2 separate regions of the Homo sapiens genome follow, and region 1 is linked to region 2. Evidence: chromatin contacts called from ENCODE Hi-C or POLR2A ChIA-PET data. All regions are on one chromosome and are shown on one strand. The core of a region is the stretch at or near the end of the contact, and the rest is flanking DNA. Distances in the headings are between cores, read along the strand shown. Region 1 overlaps RREB1 (ras responsive element binding protein 1). Region 2 has its middle 14 kb from the start of LINC02525.

What was found. Hi-C counts contacts between places; a loop is a spot of excess contacts on that map. ChIA-PET counts read pairs that join two places held with the same protein, here RNA polymerase II (POLR2A). Pooled maps may share reads with other maps.
Region 1: a loop to region 2 is called in a pooled map, with 2.3 times the contacts of the local background. The contact joins two enhancer-like sites. A Hi-C loop is called at or near these places in 1 of 50 pooled maps. POLR2A ChIA-PET finds 5 or more read pairs at or near these places in 2 of 52 experiments (WTC11 and endothelial cell of umbilical vein).

What each region holds. Positions count from the first base shown.
Region 1 is chr6:7,154,317-7,158,264 of GRCh38, reverse strand. All of the region lies in intron 1 of RREB1 (ras responsive element binding protein 1), which reads right to left. Among named protein-coding and RNA genes, the nearest start is that of RREB1, 48 kb to the right of the region's middle. RefSeq lists an enhancer at 1,152-1,818. Within about 2 kb of position 1,989, at least 7 of the 41 ENCODE cell types and tissues checked have a DNase peak (open chromatin) inside an H3K27ac peak, as active enhancers do.
Region 2 is chr6:3,207,617-3,211,959 of GRCh38, reverse strand. No RefSeq gene overlaps it. Among named protein-coding and RNA genes, the nearest start is that of LINC02525, 14 kb to the right of the region's middle. RefSeq lists enhancers at 2,381-2,470, 2,471-2,765, 1,713-2,912. Within about 2 kb of position 2,664, at least 7 of the 41 ENCODE cell types and tissues checked have a DNase peak (open chromatin) inside an H3K27ac peak, as active enhancers do.

The sequences.
Region 1 (3,948 bases), core at 740-3,239, 3.9 Mb before region 2:
GAGGCAGGTGGGGTAGACAATGGAAAGGGCAGAAAGGAAGAGAGTCGCTCTGGCCACAGGCAAGTGTCCTGGGGCACTAAATGGTGCTTGGGAAGAAGTTTTAGATTGTTAGGGGGGTTAGGCTACATTCTTTTGCAGAGATTCTTGAATGTGAAGAAATGGAAAGGGATCCAGAAGGTCTTGGTCCTGTGGGATTCATACCCTGAAGAATGCACGTGGGATGAATCCCTCCACAGAGAAGTCAGGCATGAGCCGGCTGATGATATTCAGGGCTAAGCAGGGTCACTGATGAGAACATGAAAACACCCCTGGTAGGGCACAGGCACAGCAACAGGGGCTGGCAAGGATGAGGTCCCCAGGAGGCAGGAATCCAGACAAATGTGAAGGCATTAGCAGCGAGTGGTAGAGCCCTCTTCTGGAGTCAGGAGGGATGAAAGAGCAAAGAGGAACAGTGGAGAGGGAGCACAAGAGAACTCGTAAGTTGGATTTTTTTTTTTTCCCAAAGAGACAGACAGAGTCTTGCTCTGTCACCCAGGTTGGAGTATGGCTCACTGCAGCCCTGACTTTCCAGGATCAAGCAACCCTCCGACCTCAGCTTCTCAAATGCTGGGACCACAGGTGCGCACCACCACACCATGCTAACTTTATTTTTTTTTTGGAGAGACGGAGTCTCACTATGTTGCCCAGGCTGGTCTCGAACTCCTGGGCTCGAGCAATCCACCTGCTTCAGCCTCTCAAAGTGCTGGGATTACAGGCATGAACCACTGTGCCTGGCCCATGGTCACACAGGGTACATGTGCACACAGTAGGCACTCAATTTTTTTTTTTTTTGAGATGGAGTCTTACTCTGTTGCCCAGGCTGGAGTGCAGCTGCACGATCTTGGCTCACTACAACCTCCACCTCCCGGGTTCAAGCAATTCTTGTGCCTCAGCCTCCTAAGTGGCTGGGACTACAGGCACGCCCCACCACACCTGGCTAAGTTTTTGTATTTTTGGTAGAGACAGGGTTTCACCATGTTGCCTAGGCTGGTCTCCAACTTCCTGAACTCAAGCCATCTGCCTGCCTCTGCATCCCAAAGTGCTGGGATTTCAGACGTGAGCCACCGCGCCCAGCCAAATATTTTACTAATTAATTAGTCATCTCCAAAAAATGGGCAGTCGGGTCTTATACTATGAGTAAGAAGAAGAGAAAAGAAGAGCTGATGGATTACGGAGCAAAGGACCCCAGGGAGCTGGGGCAAGGCAGCCCAGCGGCAGTCAGACAGACAAAGTCCTCCCCAACAGCCAGGGACGACGAAGCTGAACAGAGGGGCAGCTCTTGGTCAGCTTTGGCATTTAAGACCATGTGATCTCAAGGTGCTCTTGAACAAGAATGGGTACACAGGAGCAGCCAAGTGGCACTCTGGAACCCTCTCCTCCTACTCAGGGTACGTACACAGCATCCTGTTTCCTACGCTGGATGGCTGGCTAAGGAGAAGGAAGGAAAACTAAGATTGTCTTATTTCAAAGGGCTGCAACTATATTCCAGCTGTTACAGGCAAGCCTGTTATGTTTCTTCCAACGGATGCCCAATTCACACACATAGCTGCTCTCCTCAAGAATAAACAAGTGGATTCTATATACAAATACCAAGGGCACCAGGTCTCCAAAAGGAGAAAAAATTTGTTTTACAAATGTCCAACCCAAAATGGCTTTCACATTTTTTTCAGGGTGAATTTTGCAGCTCTAACCCAGATGTGGCTCAGTGCGGAAGGTGGCTGGGAGAGCCACAAGGGACTGGCTGGTGTTCCCTCTTAAGAGGCAAAAAGCACATCAAGGGCACAGTGTTCCCTGGCCTTCCTCACAGGTTAGATTGGTCTGAGCAAATCTGTGATTCAATTAGTGTGAGTTCAGTTGCTCTTTTTTAGGTCAGTTCTTTCTTTTGTTTAGATTTGACTCGAGATTTACCTCAATTATCTACACCTCTGCTGAAGTACCTAAGCAAATTAAACCATTTAAAGTGATGAAGGGAAAGGAAGTGGACGGAGCTTTAAAACAACTTATGCAAATAATTTCCTCCCTCTCCCACCTCTGTTCCCTTCAATTACTAAACTCCAAGACAAGCAACTGCTTCTCAAACGAAAAGTCTAGACTCTTAAGTGTGAATGAGAAAAAACCCCGTGGTTAAGCCCTGGCTTGCAGAAAACTAAAAATTTCAGCAAATCTGGAATGAAATGTTACTTTGTGAGTTATACAAAGCTTAGCAGCTGTTCCCAGCCAACATGAAACCCGAAAGGGGTGATGCTATCTTTATCTTCTACCTAGAGTTAAAGCCGGTACTGTCCAGGACAGAGCTGCCAAGGAGCTGTCTCAGTTCTAGTCTGCTGAACACAAAAGACAAAGAAGCCAAGGGAATACATGGGCCAGCAAAGGACACCTAAACAACAACAAATAATAGACCCACCTGGAAGAAAGAAAATGCAGTTAATAATTAAAAAATTTAAAAGGATGCAAGTTCTTAATGTCACTTGGAAAATCCTTTTCAATCAGTTCAAAATTCAAAAGATTAAATCACATCTAACTCTATCTGGATTTCCCAAGTGCAAGGGGAGGAAACTATTTTATCAGGTTTCTTGGAAGGGAAAACACATTTTCTCTATTAAAACTTAAGTCCTGGCCGGATGCTGTGGCTCACGCCTGTAATCCCAGCACCTTGGGAGGCTGAGGCAGGCCAATCACCTGAGGTCAGGAGTTCGAGACTAGCCAGGCCAACAGGGTGAAACCCTGTCTCTACCAAAAATATGAAAATTAGCTGGGTGTGGTGGCACAGGCCTATAATCCCAGCCACTCGGGAGGCTGAGTGAGGCAGGAGAATCGCTTAAACCCGGGAGACGGAAGTTGCAGTGAGCCAAGATCGTGCCACTGCACTCCAGCCTGGGCAACAGAGCAAAGCTCTGTCTCAGACAAACAAACAAACAAAACAAAACTGAAGTCCAGCTCATAAAGACTTCATAGAAACCTTCTTCAGACCACCTGATGGAATCAGGCCTCAGATGAGCATCTCAGGGCAGGCAGATGGATGATGGAAAAAGACCAAAGAAGAATCAAAAGGGAGGGTGATGAGAACAGGGCCTTTCTTCTCATAAGCCTGAAAATTACACATAGGTTAACTGAAGAAAATATTCTTCTAGTGCGACTGAACTATCTCCCTCTGAGAAACCACTTCCCACTAGGCCCCTTCGTTCCGCCCCTAACAACCCCGTTCTATTTATTGTTCAGTTTTAAATGACTGGGCAGCTGCTGCCTAGCCATGCCCCTCTAGTATTGACCAACACTGTCACCAGCACCCCCCACACGTAAACCACCAACGAATGAAGCTCGTGGTAAGGGGGCTTAACTTGGAATGTGAACTGTCACCAGCACACCACACTTCCTGCGAACTCTGACAGACTGTCTCCATTCAAGAAAAAATGAAAAGACTACCTTAAGGCCCGGTGGGTAACCACCCAAAGATGAACAAGCGGAATTGCATGGTAGTTAAGGAGTAGGCTCTGGAACCACATCGCAAATCCTGCCTCTACCACTTGCCAGCAGTGGTAAGTGGCCTGACCCTTAGACAGTTAGGGAACCTCTCAGTTCTGCAATTTCCTCATCTGTGAGATGGAGACAATAATAATACTGAAATCATATGACTGTTCTGAGAAATAGATTAGTCAAATCTATAAAGTGCTAAAACCTGTCTGGCACACATGATACCATCCCTCAGTGCTTTTTATTATCATATACATGCTCACACCTGAGCACACATACTGTACGTTCACATTAGCAAGTGTCTATTAGTCCTTCACGTCCCCAGTGATGAGTTCAACAGGTGCTACAAACATTGTACTCCCACTGGGCAGTCATTTTCAAACTTTAGTATGCACCTGGAGAGCTTATGATAACAGATTTCTGGGCCCCACCTCCACA
Region 2 (4,343 bases), core at 1,415-3,914:
GAGACACCAGATTAGAGCTTTCCATTCCTCTGCTGAAAGAGGAGGCTGCCAGGAGCCTTTCTGCATTCTTGACCTGTGACGTCCAGCCCCAGTCTTTGGCCATCCCATCCCCTGGGCAGGCTCGCAGGCTGGCACACAGACTGGCATCTCACACAATCATGCCCCTTTGTTTGGATTTTCTCATAAAAAGCCAAGCGGTTGATGTGTGTGCTGGCAGGAAAGAGGGCAGGCTGCCATCCGCCTGGCTTCACCCACAGCCGTCTCTGGGGGCAGACCCCCTTTAGAGGCCACCAGTGCTTCTGTCCTGCTTCTAGTCATCAGAACAGTTTTTGTTTTTTAAGTGTTGAACCCTGTATTCAATTATTCCAGGGTTCAGCTGGAAATTTTAAAAAGCCATAGAAGATGCAGTTATCTTTGGAACTTGCAGTCTTTCCTCAGTCCCTGCTGCTACAGCTTCCTCCAGGACCACAGGCTCCAAAGTGACCCCGAGACCAGGAGGTGGGAGAAAGAGGGGTGTGACCTAAAGAAGGCCTTCCCCTAGGGCAGTCCCACTAATGACCACGCAGAGGAGGATCCTGTTAAGGAGAAGCACAGCCTGAGGGTGGTGACTGAGGGAGCAGGAGGAGGAGGATGGAGAGTCCAGGAGAGAAGGGATGAGCAGGTTCCCAGCAGCCTCTCAGCCCTGCCCTCTGAGTGCCCTCTCATCACTACGCCAGCTTCCTTGGCTCATGCCTAGGCCCTGAGGAAACTCACTGCAGGGTCAGCCCTACTTCTGGCCTCTAGGGGTTCACTGACACCTCCATTCTTCATCCAAGTAAGGATGTAAGACAGTCCCATAAGATGAGGTTAGAGGCCGGGCCCAGTGGCTCACACTGAAATCCCAGCACTTTGGGAGGCTGAGGCGGGCAGATCACTTGAGGTCAGAAGTTCAAGACCAGTCTGGCCAACATGGCAAAACCCCATCTCTACCAAAAAATACAAAAATTAGCCGGGCCTGGTGGAGCACGCCTGTAGTTCCAACTACTCGGGAGGCTGAGGCACGAGAATCACTTGAACCTGGGAGAGGGAGGTTGCAGTGAGCTGAGATTGCATAGTACTACTGCACTTCAGCCTGGGTGAAAAAGTGAGACCCTGTTTAAAAAAAAAATTAATAAATTTAAAGAAGTAAGGTTAGAACAGCCCTGGAAGAATTGAGAGATTCTAAATCCTGGAAGCAAAGGACTTCCAAGCCACAGGATTCTTATCCTAGCTCAGCCTCCTACAGACTGGCACAGCTGGTCCTGTCACAGGCTTCCCCTCCTGCTTCCTCTTCCCTTCCTCAGCACTGTCTGGGTTGGGTGCAAGCAGGGGGTCTCAGTCGTGAGACCACAGCGGACCTGGGGTGAAGGCGCTTCTGGGCATGGGCCTCCTCCTTTCTCTCATTCCTGGACATAGCCCAAGGATGGACCTCGGCCTTCGGGTCCTGTATTGCTCCCTCAGTTATCTCTGGGCCACCGGTGATGGAGACACTTCCTCATGTAGACATTCAGCATTGTCTTTGGGGTGTTCCATCACCTTCAGTAGATCCTGGGGGTCTCTGTGGCCCTGGTCTGGGGCTCCTCACTGGCCTCATCCCGCTTCTCCTGATCCTGCTCAGGTTTCCTCGGGCAGAGCTGCTTGCCTGTGACAGTTCCAGCCTTCACTGAACTCCTCTGTCTGCCCCAGCAGCAGGGGCTACAGCCTGAGCCTGATTATGCTGGAGGTTATAGGGACTCAGTGGGCCACATCAGCTCCTGGGAACACATGCACCCCCAGCAGCACAGCCCTAACCTCATTAACTTATCTTAGAACCACTCATAAGTCTCTAGTTCCTCTGAGTGGTTTCTTTAGCTTATAGCTCATGCTCCCAGCAATAAACAAAAAGAGCTCGTTTGCTAAAGGTTCTGTGTGATTCTTGGAGCATCAAGCAGCTCTGCCCCCGGGGCCCAAATGATAAGCAGGCGTCACTCCACTCACATGCCCTGTGACTTGGCAAGCTCCTTAACCTCTCTGGGCTTTAGTTTCTTTATCTGTGAAATAGAAATTTCATCTGTGAAATAGTAACGATCATTATGATTCATAAGGTTAAATCCAAAAGAGTACCTAGAACAGTGCCTGGTGTATAGCAGTTCTTGACATTGTTGGTTATCATCGTTGTCATTGCTGAAGCCATTCAAGGCAGTGCAGAAGAATTCTCACCTCTTAGACAGAGTGCCCCGTAAAGCAAGCACCCTTGGGAGCCGTGGCTGGTGCCCAGGTCAGAGAGCAGGAAAGTGGGAATTCCATGTGGTAACTGAGTGAGGGGGAGTCATGAGTCACACTCTGGGGACTCTCCAAAGTACTAGGTTGAATCATATGAAATTGCTGGGGCTTTTGGAGAAAACCATAGGTTTCTATTAGTGTGGCCCCACTTGCAGTCTCAAGCAGAGGAGACTGGGAAAATACGGATTTCTCAGGTCTCCCACTCTTCCTACTTCTTCCGGGTTCTCCTGATGATTCATCTGCAGGGCGGAGCTTCTGAGTCTACACCCGGCTCCTCTAACCCTCAAGTGCCTACTCATCACCTGGGGATCTAGTTAAATGCAGATTCTGGCTTAGTTGGTCTAGGGCGGGGCCAGAGATTCTACATTTCCACCAAGTTCCCAGCTGATGCCGCTGCTGCCTGATCGTGCTGCGAGGAGCAGAGCTCTAGCATGTCGTCAGCAGGCCTTTGACTCATCCTAGCTCCAGAGATCCCAGAAGTCGCCCTTTCCCTTGCAGCCCCGGTAAATTAAAAACAGAATGAAACAAAGCTGCAGCAGGGCAGCAGCATCTGTGTCAAATTCCCCCACCCCACCTGTCTGGAGAGTTTCATAGGTGACACTTTTCGCTGCAGGCCCATTAAGCCTATTAAAAGGGATCTTTTTCCCTTTCCTTTCTTCACTGACCATTTGTTCAACAGATATTTACTGAGCACCCACCATTGACAGATACTACACTAAGAAGAGAGATTCCAATCTATGCTTTGTACTGCAGCCAGGGTGATTATCAGAATTGAAAACCTGATCCTGTTATTTCACTTCTTAAACTCTCATTTCCCTGAAGTATAAAGTGCAAGTGTCCTAATACAATGCTGAATACCCTCTGAAAGCAGACTTCTACCCTGATTGACAGTCACCCTACCTCTAGCCCTACCCAGTACCTGAAAGCTTCCCCTGCTCCCTGCTGACCAGCCCCCAAGCTTGGGCTCCTGCTCTCTCTCTCTCTCTCTCTCTCTCTCTACCTCACTCTTCCGAGCCTGCCCTTGCCACCTCATCCATCACTCATCCTTTTCAAGATAAAGCTCCCCACCACGCCGTTCAGGGAGTCTTCTCGGAACCGAGGTGGATTTCCTAAGCCCCCTTGGTTCTGACAACTTTACATAGAAATTCTGTCAGTTCCTTTCTCCACAAAACTTTAAGTTTCTCAGACATAGAGAAATGTCTCAGTCATTTCCCCATCAGCCAGTTTTGGCGGAGCTGCATTTCGGTCTAAGCGCTATGCTGCCTGGTAGGAATTCCTTCTTGCCTGCAAGTTTTCCCGTCTCAGAGGTTCATGGCCCCGACCTGCTTCCAGTCATTAGTGTTGGCTCCCAAGCAGCTGGCAAAGGGCTGGGTCACAGATTGCTGAGGGATGGAAAAGGATCCAGGGCAAATGTGCGTCATCCGTGGTATGCAATGTTTTACAGCTCAGCTATGGAGACAGAATCAGTAACAGCCCATCAGGAAAGGGTGAGGAGAATACCAAGGAAGCAAGAGAAGGACAGGAGGAAGGGTCACTGATGTCTCCCGAGAACCACGGTACCCTTAGAAATGCAGTGTGCTGGGGAACCTTAGATACACTCCCACCCTGAAATTCTCTCAACTGTGGATATAATGAGATGAAAAGGGAATCCAAACTCTTTGCAGCTTCTAAAACGAGTCCCATCTTGCTTCGCCTAATGTTTGGAAGGGCTAATCTTCCCTAATTTGGCAGCTGTTGCAACCATTTCACTTTCGTGTCACTGAATTGCTAAAAATCTTTCTTTTCTTTGACACAGAGTCTTGCTCTGTCGCCCAGGCTGGAGTGCAGTGTTGTGATCTCAGCTCACTGCAACCTCCACCTCCCGGGTTCAAGTGATTCTCCTGCCTCAGCCTCCCAAGTAGCTAGTAGCATGTGCCACCACGCCCAGCTAAATTTTGCATTTTTAGTAGAGATGGGATTTCACCACATTGGCCAGGCTGGTCTTGAACTCCTGACCCCAGGTGATCCACCCATCTTGGCCTCCCAAAGTGCTAGGATTACAGGCATGAGCCACTGTGCCCAGC